Regions from separate parts of the Homo sapiens genome. Here region 2 is linked to region 1. The links are chromatin contacts, found by Hi-C or POLR2A ChIA-PET in ENCODE. All regions are on one chromosome and are shown on one strand. Each heading gives the region's core, a stretch centred on a gene start or an enhancer-like site at or near the end of the contact. The rest is flanking DNA. Distances are from core to core; before and after follow the strand shown.

Region 1 (5,896 bases), core at 1,931-4,430:
ACAAAGTTTTCATAACATCTTAAAATTACCTAACTTTCTACTTTTAAAACTGAAATACCAACTCTGGATGACTAGAAATTGAATCGGAAATGCCCCCCAGTCTTTAGGTTGGCACTAGGGAAAGACCTATAACAAGTTGCCTGATTTTCCTAAGAATACATTGAGAGAGGGTTTGCAGTTCTCGCCAGCTGGAGGAGTCTTCCTGGTATTGATTGATTATCACAGTATTCACCTTGGAATGATATAGATATACTGGATATTATGAAGCTTGGAATTTTAAAAAAATTACCATTTTGTAATTTTGTTCACATTCCAACTGACAGAAGACACAAGAGATACTTCAATTTTCTAAGAGAATGAAAAAAAAATCTTGCCCATTCTTCTGAAATTTAAGTAGGCAGCCCTTGAAAGATCACTGGGAAAAGTCTGTATTTTCTCAGGTTTAACTAAATAATTTATGCATACTTTCACTTTGGCATGATGAAGCAATTTTAGCCTTTAAAACCCACAACTACTCAGGAGGGAAAAGGTCTGGTTCCTGCAACTTAAATAATTTAAACATCCAGGTGGAAATGCTTTCAGCAGTTTCCCTTTTTGAGACAAAGGACGAAGACCAGAATTTTGAGATACCAAGAATAAAGAATTGATAAAAGACGTAAGCTCGGATGTATTTAATTTAGAATGGGAATCTTGCAATATTTTTTGAATGATAGAGACCAGAGTGAGGTGTGAGGTGAAACGTCTGCTTGCCTGCTGTTTATAATAAATGAACACATAGAAAATAACATGTCAGTATAGCCCTAAGCCACACATATATGTATTACATATATAAACATAGCATACACAAATAGAAATATCTATAAAGCTACTATAACCCCATAACCCACGTCAGCCCAAGCTTTAAGCATTAGGTAGCTACTGGAGATCTTAGAGGAAGCTGTGTTAAGAAATATTGTGCTTTAATCCCTGGCTTCTTGGGTTATATAAATGTGTATATCTTTTGATATACAACTAAGGAGAGTAAGATAAATGAAAATGGAACAAAATGTCACTTCTGTAGGACACGGGGCTGCAAAAAGGACAGAAGGAACTACTAAAATACTAGAGGAGATTTTGATATGTAGGTACCCAGCACAATCAGCCCTCTCAGTCCATGGCCTCTTAGCCTGAAGTCAGATTTCAGAACTGCCATGGGGAAATTTACCTTCTCACTTGCAGGTCTGTAATGATATACTTGTAAAGGAGTGTGGGACTTGGAACACTGCCCGTGTAAATTTAGAGCACAGCTTATAATCAGAAAGTTTTGAGGGTTAAAAAATTTCCTGCTGTCTTATCAACATACTAAAAAAATGCATAGGGCACTTTGTGTTGTAATTTCTTGTGGGAGAGAAAAACACTTCACAACTCATAAAGCACTGGTCGTTATTATTTCTAAAAAATCTTTGTCACATCCATATCTGATGCTCATGTAAAGATGACAATCAGCTAAGGTACGAAATAAGGTAACAGAGCTAAAGAGAATTGGTTTCCTTTAGAGTTAAGCATAACCAAAATTATACAGGAAGGGTAAAAAGAGATCTTGCTACGTATGTATTCTTTAAAATGAGTGCAGGCTTCATTCTCTCATAGAGGAAAACAGGCTCGTAGATTTTAACACTCCGAAACTTTTGGCCCTGTGCATCATAGGCATGCAACATACTGGGTCCCGTAAGGAGAGATCCTGAAGAAAATATGAAGAAAGGTTACCCTCCGAGCCAACAGGAAAGGTTAAGGTTGGCCAGGGCTGCATAAGACAGGGTTGCTGAAACCCAAAGGTCACATCCTGAACAAGGTTGCTATGTTATGATGATTTCATTCTGAATGCAATTCTGGCTTTGTTTTTGTTGTGGTGCTGTGGGTGAGGGCCACCCAAGTGACGTAGGTTAGAGATGTGGACTGGGGAAGAGTGATTAAACCATGGACACGTCAGTGTTGTTAAGGGATTTAAGAAATATTATTCTTGATCTATGTAAAGAGCTTGAACATCAACGGCTAAGGTATACAATGTGAAGTGAGGCCTAGAAAGAGACTGATATGGGGTGGGTGGTTGTTCTTTCATTTTCTTTTCTTTCTCTCTCTCTCTATTTATTTATTTATTTTTTGGTCATCCATTGACTTTAATTAAGCCCAGCCAGCCTTATAAGCATGGGAAACTTGGAGAACTTTTTTGTTTAAAGTGACCTTGTTCCCAGGATTTGCCCTACAACTTCTCTCAGCTCCACTGCAAGGATGAATATTCACATTGCTGCTCTGAATCTTAGAACGGGGCACCTGGCGTAAAAAAGAAAATTTCAATCTCATCTTAAGTGTAACACTGAGAGCACTGTTTTTTTTTAAGGAAAAAGAAACCTTTCTCCATAATCCTGCTGGTTATACTTCTTAACTGTATTATTTTAAGTCAATTAATTCAAATTTAAAAATAATGAAATTACTAGCAGAGACTCTAAACTTCTTTTAGTATATTAAATTGGGCAGATTGCTTCTCTCCTTCTAATTATGAATGTTGCAGTTACAAAAGAAACTGTCATTTTGATAGAGCAAAAGACAATCTGTCTGCCAAAAATGTCCAACCATAATTCTAAAAAAAAGTCATCGGCATCAAGAACATGCTACTTTGTTTGATGTACTGTCTTATTGGAAACCTGATTTGCTTTCAACCTCTGAGACAACACATAACATAAGTTTGTGTGACTAATTTTTCTTGGAAATATGAGTAATTAGAATTAGGGGCCATTTTCATAGCGGGAGTGGACAGGTTTTCAAAAAATTCAAAGTAAGTGCTATAGTTATTTTCTTTTCTTTTTCTTTTTTTTTTTTATCACACTCCTAAAACCAAGTAGAAGGGGAATGCTGGGCTTTGTACTGGATAATGTGAGTCCCCATGTAAATTGTGAGCGATTGCAAAGTACGGAAAGGTTTATTACCTAAGGTGAGCCCTCCCAGAGCTCCCGGAGTATAAAAGCATTAAGCGCATGTTCTAACAAACTCATAAAAATCAATAAACAGGAACCCCCCACCTGTGCAATGGCCCCAGTGTTAAGTTTTATACGTGTAGTAATAGTGCATATCAATTTTCACCACCCTTCCTACGCTAGCTATTACAGGGCCTACCACCACCGGAGGGACAGCGAGAGCCGCACCATTCATCCATCCCACAGAGTTGTCTACATGCCAGGCCCATTGCATCATTGTCAGTTTTATTCTATCTGCAACTGGACAAGGCTGCAGCCCTAGCTTCTATACACCCACTCAGTACCGCAACAATTGCAACTGTGTGCCTCTGTTTAAAGAGTTTACAAGTCCTTCTGAAAGAAAAACAGAACCGTTGCATATTAATGCCCCCAGGCCCTGGACGATCACACAATGGAAAGAGGAAAGACATGTCACTTCCATCGATATGTGACCTTGTCCAACTGCTGCAGTCTGTGGCTTCTCCACCAAGGTTTAAAAAATAATAATGCATTCTTGATAAGCATCTGGATGACCAGGTTTCTACAGCAACTAGTTATAATCAGAGTGCTCCTTAACAGCCAAAAGATTCGGAGAGCGCAGATCACCGTTTTATTACACACGTGGTAACATATGCTAAAAATTAGGCCTGAAATATGCAGCATTTTCACCAGGTTACAGAAATAACTACTAACATCACACTTATTTCATAATTAAAGGAAATCCTCCACCCACCTCCCCATTTTTACCAATAAAAGCAGAAAATATCACTGAATATGTAACCTTTGTACCACAGCCACTCTTTGCCATCCTTTCCTCTGTACAGGGTAAGGAGGGGGGACAGGCTTATTAAAATCCCAGCACTTGTTAGTAAAGAGGTGCAATAACTTTGGGAGGAATACTTCACTTGAGGCATTCTGGGAAAAAAGAAGAATAAAAGAAAAAAAAGAAGCCTCGTTTTAATTATAATCCAAATATAACTGCTCTGGAGTAATGAGGAGCATTTGAGAAGACAGCCTTCATTCAGACACGGAACTTGGGTGATGTTTTTCTTCCTTTTAAATGGTTCTGTTGGTTATACAGTTTTAACATGCCTGAAAAACAAAAGAAGGCCCTTGGTGATGACTCCGCTTCTCCCCTCCCCAGCAAAAACAAAACAAAAACAAAACAAAAAACAAAAGAAAACAAAAAACCAGGAGTTTTATCCATCTGAGGTTGCCTTTGATAGCACTCACAGCACGGAAGTGCCACTCACGGGTACTTAGAGCTGCGTCATTTAGGAGCATAAAAATAGAATAAAGTTGTGCAGCAAATGAGAAATTATGATATAACTCAAGTGCTATGGCATGAAACCGGCAAAATGAGCCATCTAAACATTTTTCAGAACCAAAAAATTAAAGAAAATGGAAACTGCAACTCTAGCATGATTTCTGTGAAGGTGTGTTTGAAGTCTTACTAACTTCAATGCCCTCCATGAGAATAGTTGCTATGGATATTATGAGAAAATTAGACATTTCTAGCACTGCAAAGAAAGTGAAGCAGTGCAGTTGTGAACAGCTGGCATACAATAGATAATTTAAGGGAAAGTGGCCCTCATGTATAATTTTTAACTGAAGAACTGTCAGGCCCCATTAGTTCCAACAGGGCCTGCCAGGACCAAGATCAGTTTATAGGAGTATTGTATTAGCACAGTTTCTGAAAGAGCAGTGTGAAAACATAATATGGGGATTTGGTAAATTCAGCATTTTAAAAAATTGTACACATTATTTGTTATACTGACACCATTGCTCTCTGCTTATGGGTTCTGAATGCAAACCCCAATAGGGTAGCAACTGCCACGGTAAACAATTTGTGAAAAAGCCCTTCTGAGCAGTTGGACTATGGTCAGAAGTAACCCCCAAAGTTAAAAGGGCAAAGCAAATGGTGGCTATCGTACGCCGTGGTGCTGAATGCTTCTGACTCAAAGGCCTTGAAAGAAATAGGGCAAAGGACAGAAAAACTATATAATATAAACTCAGTCAACCGAAGTTCTTGTTAGAAGTATGGAAATTTTTGGACAGCCTGTGAAGGATGTAACGAGATCTAATTGGGAATATAACATGTATGTTTCAAAACTAATAGCCAAAGCAAATCATAAGAAAAAAAAAGAAAAGAGGTTACCTATTCTCCGTCACATTGGCTATTTAAGCAAATATTGAAGCTTTCTTGGCACCTGGTTATCTCATTTAAACACATGGTGAAATAAAATAATATACACGTGACATGCCATAGTTTCAAATAGCACCATCTTTATTGAAAACATGGGCTGGGTGCAGTGGCTCACACTTGTAATCCCAGCACTTTGGGAGGCTGAGGTGGGAGAATCACTTGAGCCCAGGAATTCAAGACCAGTTTGGGTGACATAGTGAGACCCCGTCTCTACAAAAAATAAAAAAAAAAATTATCTGGGCATGGTGGTGCATGCCTGTGGTCCAAGCTACTTGGGAGGCTAATGCAGGAGGATGGTTTGAGCCTGTGAGGTCAAGGCTGCAGTGAACCATGATTGTGCCACTGCACTCCAGCCTGGGTGCCAGAGTGAGACCCTGTCTCAAAAAACAAAAAACAAAAAACAAAAAACAAAAAAAGAAAGACAGAGAGAGAAAGAAAGAAAGAGCAAGCGAGAGAGAGAGAAAAGAAAGAAAGAAAAGAAAAAGTAAAAGAAAAATGGATTCATGGTACAGGAAAGAGTGGATACTGAGGCTCAGGGAAGGCTTCATGGGGAAAGAGGTCATGGAGGTAATATGGAGCTAATATGTATACAAAACACTTACTTAGTCTAGAACCTTGTAGCTCGATAAATGGCTGTGTTTAGCATCTGGTGGAACACATTGTCCTTAATTTTACTGTGTGATATTGTGCAGTTTAAAAT
Region 2 (5,857 bases), core at 2,212-4,711, 200 kb after region 1:
TAAATACATTTTATGTTTATGTGAATTCAAACCCTCCTATGCTTTTCCAGAATTATTTGAAATGTTAGTAAGCCTTCTTTGTAAAGCTCATTTTCAGTTTAAACAGCGTCAAATAAAATCGTATTTTGACATCTGGAACACTAACACAACTAGACGATAAGTTTTTAAAAAAATGTTCAAAATTTAAATAGAGAAAAATAAATCTAGCTCCTCAATGTAAAATCTGAAGGGAAAACTTTGCCATCCTCTGATTTTTGGGCTTGGTCTATTGGACAAAATGATGAGAGTAATTTTTTAAATAATCAGGTTATTATTTTTTCACATACAGATAAGAAATCATTTAGCAGATGAAGGTTAGTAGGGGTTAGTCATGCATAAAGGAAATTTCTTAGGTTTGTATGGGAGTGGCAGCAATAAGTGAGGTTGGTCATTCTGCATGTGCCAAGGACTGGAACAAAAAGAATAGATGTCTTCCAGTAAGAGGGCCAAATTTCTAAGGTGGCTTCAAAGCATTCTAAAAAATAATTATGGCTACACTTTAGATTTTCTTTCTATGCAATTACAGCAATTTTAGAGGAGAGGTTTCTAGTTACATTACATCAAACTGAAAAGTTTTTTTTTTTTCTTTTTTCTTTTTTTGAGACGGAGTTTCACTCTTGTCATCCAGGCTGGAGTGCAATGGTGCGATCTTGGCTCATTGCAACCTCCGCCTCCCAGGTTCAAGCGATTCTCCTGCCTCAGCTTCCTAAGTAGCTGGGATTACAGGCGCTCGCCACCATGCCCGGCTAATTTTTGTATTTTTAGTAGAGATGGGGTTTTGCCATGTTGGTCAGACTGGTCTCGAACTTCTGACCTCAGGTGATCTGCCCACCTCAGCCTCCCAAAGTGCTGGGATTACAGGTGTGAGCCACCATGCCCAGTCCATAATTGTTTGTTTTTCCTTAGTTGGCTCACCTCAACCCTCCTCCCCCACCACAGAAGGCAGGTAGTAGAAAAATCAAAAACTGTTCTCTCAAACTGACAGAGAAAATTGAATCTATATGAAGGCAAAGGTGCAACTGGCCAAATTTGTCCTTCTTTCCAAATAAATTTTATGTATAGATGATTAAGCAGTGTATGGACACCTTTATCCTCTTTCTACCTGCCATCAATTTCTTATAATAAATTCTCTCTAAAAATAAGGATATTAAAATCAGTGTTACATTCAGCTGCTGGCTTTCAGTTTTTAGACTTTGATTGTTCAGTTGTATGCTAATTAAGACAAACTTCTAGCCATAAAGTTCTTTGACATATCTTTTCTCAGGGTAAAATGAATGTGGCACCTAAATAGTTTGAAAATCCAGTTTAATTTAGAAAAGGCAAAACCAAACCATAGGTATAGAGAGCTATAAGTATTATCTAGATTTATCAGTTGAATTACTTGTGCTATTTAAAGACCAGAGAAGTTCCGTTTTTAATACATTATTGTTATTTTTCTGAAATATCTGACTGTAACAGAAGGGACTTATAATAATATATTATGATTTGCTCATAGTCTGATGGCTACAGATCCTGAGATATTACTCATCTTCTTCATCTGTTTGCTTTTATGTATGTTCATCTCAGTATTAAATAGAATATTAAATGATAGATTTTTCATAAAGTAGGACTCTAATAGAATTTAAACAGGGAAATCCAAACATACATTATGAATAATTGCATATAAAAATTGCAATTCTTATGTAGTTTATCAGGATGAAAATGAAATAATAGCTCATCATCACTGTGTAAAGCCATCAGGTTTATGTGATGTTAGGAAAAATCCTCTTAAGGTCAGATAATTATTTTGTGAAATAAGCAGAATTCCCTATTATAATTTGTGAAAACTTTAAAACTAGATGAATTGATATTATGCTTCTAAAATATTTTTTTCAATTATTTGCACCCAGAGTCTTATGACTCCTTAGTCAGATTTTGTGCATTTTCTCCAAGTACATTATTTTCTTTTAAAAAGCTAGCCTCAGTGGGGCTGAGAGAACTCAAGAGGCACATACATAAATTGTCTTAATTTCTGAGAAGTGTGGGTCTGACAATCACTTAAAACAATATAGTTGATATGGCTGTCAGGACAGACTCTTTTCAAAAGAATGTTTTTATAGAATATCATCATGACACTTTGCTCAGATGGATGTCTTTAACAGTATTTGATTAATGTAACGTAATAAAAGAGATGCACACCAAAGTGTCTGTACATGTCTTGTTAAGTATGTTTGATTCATTATATGTGGTTCTCAGTTCTTTCCTCTTTCCACAGTTCACTTTTTATCATTTCAATAATATATCTATAAATATGAAAAAGTTGGCCCTTTCAAAGTCTTTGACATATATAGCTATTAATTCATAACTCTAAAAAATCGTATCTTTCAACCTGTCATTTTAAAGCTTGTAGAGTTTATTACAGCAAGTAACCTGTGTTAGAAATTAGATTTTGAACTTTAGCAAGAAGATAAATAAGCTCATGTACCTAAATGTTAAAGAAAAGATACCTAGACATAGTTCTAAGTTAGAATGATATGAAAAGATCACTTATTAAAGATTATAATTTTAAACTCCCTGAAGATAATATTAAAGTTTATATTGTTTACCAGTTTCCCACTTATTTTGTTTTCCATCTCCAGATATCAATCATTGAGCAAGCTTGTTATAAACAAAGCTCTCCAATTACAGTTCCATGATCATCTTTGTTGCAATGAGTTGATGAGTTCAACTTCATGGTTTATATACCAATGACATAGAAGGTTTTAAGTAAAAGTATTCTGATGGCATACTAATAGTAGTACAATTGAGTATCCCTAATTTGAATGTCTGAAATCTGAAATGCTCCAGATTCTGAAACTTTTGAGCACTGATAGGACACTGAAAGGAAATGCTCATTGAAACATTTCAGATTTTCAATTTTTGGATTAGGGATGCTGAACCAGCATAATGCAATAAAGGAAAAAAAAAAAAGGTCCAAAATCTGAAACTCTTCTGGTTCTAAGCATTTTGGATAAGGGATACTCAACCTGCCTTTATTTATATACACATTTTAGGTGTTACTGTTTTAACAGGGGTAAGCCCTGTATGGTAGATGCTCTTTTACTTGCATTTCACTGATGAGGAAGCTGAGGCAGAAATCACATGCCCCAGATCATACAGATGCTAAGGGGCCGAGCTGGGCTTAAAATTCAGCAGTCTGGCTCTGAAGCTCTTGAACTCCTTGAGAGAGCGCTAAACTTGGAATGTTTTCTTCGTGGTGCCTTTGGTCCTGCTTCATATTCTTTAATGCATAGGTAACAGCTTGGCTCCCTCACTTCCCACGCTCCTTTTCTTGGTTCAATTAAGCAAATCATGGCCCAACATCAGGGTAGCAAGCCTGCAGTGTTCCACGTAATGAGCTGTGACTCATGGATGATTTGGGGGTTTTGGGTGCCAGGCTAGCACATCATGTGTGAATAAGCTTGTGGCAGGGGCTGAGGGTGAGGCCTGAGGACATGGTTTATGTTGGAGCCTCGCGGTGTTCTGGGTGACTCATGTACACTCAACCGCAGAGTCATGAACCGCTTGCACACACCCAATGTCAGGTTCACTCCGAGGCTGTTCTCCCACAGCCATTTTACAACTCTATCTGTGAAAAGCACAGAACGTATTTTGACCTTTTCACCGTGGGATCCTGAAGGGGACTTAAAGAACAGCCTTCAGGTCCTGCTGGTCCCTTCCTGGGAAGACTTTTATTCCCTCGGAGCTAAGAAAGACACCTAGATGGTGCCTTCCTCTCTCTTGTGCTGCTTGGAAGGCATGGGCTTTGGGGTCAGCTAGACCCTGGGCTAGCTCTTGGTTATGTTCCCAACACCTCTGAGACCTTGGGCAACTGACTTATTGTTCTTGGACATGGCTTTCTTTGAAAACCATAAAACTTATAGAATGGGATGGGAGCATTTTAAAATACATTTATGGGAAATTAACACAGAAGACCTTGTTTAAACATTATTTTTAGTGGTCAGCCAATGGCTTCAGCTTAGGAATGACTGAGGCAAAAGCACTAATTAAGGATGGTAATTTTATTCATCTTTGTATCTGTTTAGTGTCAAGTTGTAGGAAGAGAGGGTTTAAAATATGAGCTAGTAACCCCCCCACACCCCGAGACTCTTTAAAACTATGAATAAAGTTAAGAAAACTGTGCAAGAACTAAGAGAAGGTCAAAGGAAAAGAAGCGATGGACATTGTAGGTTCGAAGCACACCAGGCACCTTCCAGGAGAGGAGAAAGTTCAGGAATGTGGCCCTCCCTGCACTGCAAATCCCTTTGTGGCCCCTTCAAGCCTCTAAGCTCTTTTACCTCAGCTCATCATTAATGCTGATCTCCCCAGGTAGGGGAGAGGAGGTGGACTTAGGAGGCTTAACTACATTGCTTAGGATTGTATATTTCAGAGACACTGACTGATGTGAGTCACACAATTATAGTTCTGAGTCCTCCTCTGTTCTTGAGTATAGAGATTGGAGAGGAAAGCTGTGTTTGTGATTTTAGAGTGCCCGGGTCAGGCACTTCCTTTTTGTATGTGTTTTGGGCAAGCCCCTTACCTTTTGGAGCCTAACTTACCACCCCTGGGAAGTGAGGGAACTGAACTTAGTGCTCTCTAAGGCCCTGTTTGAGTTTGCATGCCATTGACTCTGGACTTTTCTAAATAAACAAGTAAACTTACAGTTACCATGGAGAATGTCTGTGTCCTTGCTGATCATTGTAAATGTCCCTGATGTCAAAATGCAGGATGATAAAAAGTGAAGTTGAAAAATGAGGAAGGAGTGTGACAGGGAGTGATCTTAATCGTTTTGCAGGGTGTGCACTTTTTAGGCTGCCTAAGGGCAGAATTGAAATATATGCCTTCTGCCAGCATATTTCAGAGTCAGCCGAACTACATTTTGGTTAGGAACTACCTTGTCCAGAAAGAGAGGGGATGATAATCAAAGCAAGGGCAGTCCCAGAGCTCAGATGATCCCTTTTTCCTGGTGAAGGATATCCTTGGATGGTTGATTTTCTATTGAGCCTTTAAAAGAGAACGCTAGGCTTAACAAAGGGTCAAGAGTCCACAGCTGAGGAGGCCGAGAGGAGCCAGGGAAAGGAAGTGGTTTAAAAGACTTACTGCTATTATATTAGTAATAAATTTTTTCGAATTTATTATTGAAATTTATATATATATTTCAAAAATATACCAAAATAGAGTGAAGTGTATGATGGATCTCTACATTCCTATCAAGAGTCAACCATCAATTCATGGCCAATCTAGTCTAACCTGTATCTTCATTTAATCTTGTTTTAACAAAATTCTTTTGAGACAAATCTTGTTCAATTTCATCTGCAAATATTTCCAAAGGTATTTCTAAAATTAAGGGCCTTTTTAATTTAAAAGGCAAATGCAATAATGTTAAAACATCTAAAAATTAACAAAAAATTTTTAATTGTATTCACTAGCAAGTCAATGTTTAAATTTCTCCAATTGCCTCATATACATATTTTTTTAAAAATTTGTCTGAATCTCGATCCTAATAAGGTCCATAGAAAGCTATTGGGGAATATGTGTCTTAAGTCTCTTTTACTCTACAGGTTTCCTTCCATCTTTCTTTCTTTCTTTCTTTCTTTCTTTCTTTCTTTCTTTCTTTCTTTCTTTCTTGTGAAGAAACTAGGCCATTTTTTCCTGTGAATTTTCTGATTTTGATGATTAAATTTCTGTGTTATCTTTTGATATGTTCCTCAGTCTTTTCTATTTCCTGTAAATTGATATCTAAATGTATGATTAGATTCAATGAGTTTTTTTTGGCAAATATATTTCATACATGTGTCAT

The links. Hi-C counts contacts between places; a loop is a spot of excess contacts on that map. ChIA-PET counts read pairs that join two places held with the same protein, here RNA polymerase II (POLR2A).
Region 2: a loop to region 1 is called in a map of natural killer cell, with 9 times the contacts of the local background. The contact joins two enhancer-like sites. A Hi-C loop is called at or near these places in 1 of 168 maps with a recorded cell type or tissue (natural killer cell). POLR2A ChIA-PET finds 5 or more read pairs at or near these places in 2 of 52 experiments (MCF 10A and activated B cell).

Annotation. Positions count from the first base shown.
Region 1 is chr2:144,458,256-144,464,151 of GRCh38, forward strand. The region is part of intron 2 of ZEB2 (zinc finger E-box binding homeobox 2); the gene reads right to left. Among named protein-coding and RNA genes, the nearest start is that of ZEB2-AS1, 58 kb to the right of the region's middle. Within about 2 kb of position 3,181, at least 12 of the 41 ENCODE cell types and tissues checked have a DNase peak (open chromatin) inside an H3K27ac peak, as active enhancers do; they include natural killer cell, where a contact is called at or near this core.
Region 2 is chr2:144,656,395-144,662,251 of GRCh38, forward strand. No RefSeq gene overlaps it. Among named protein-coding and RNA genes, the nearest start is that of TEX41, 8.6 kb to the right of the region's middle. Within about 2 kb of position 3,462, at least 9 of the 41 ENCODE cell types and tissues checked have a DNase peak (open chromatin) inside an H3K27ac peak, as active enhancers do; they include natural killer cell, where a contact is called at or near this core.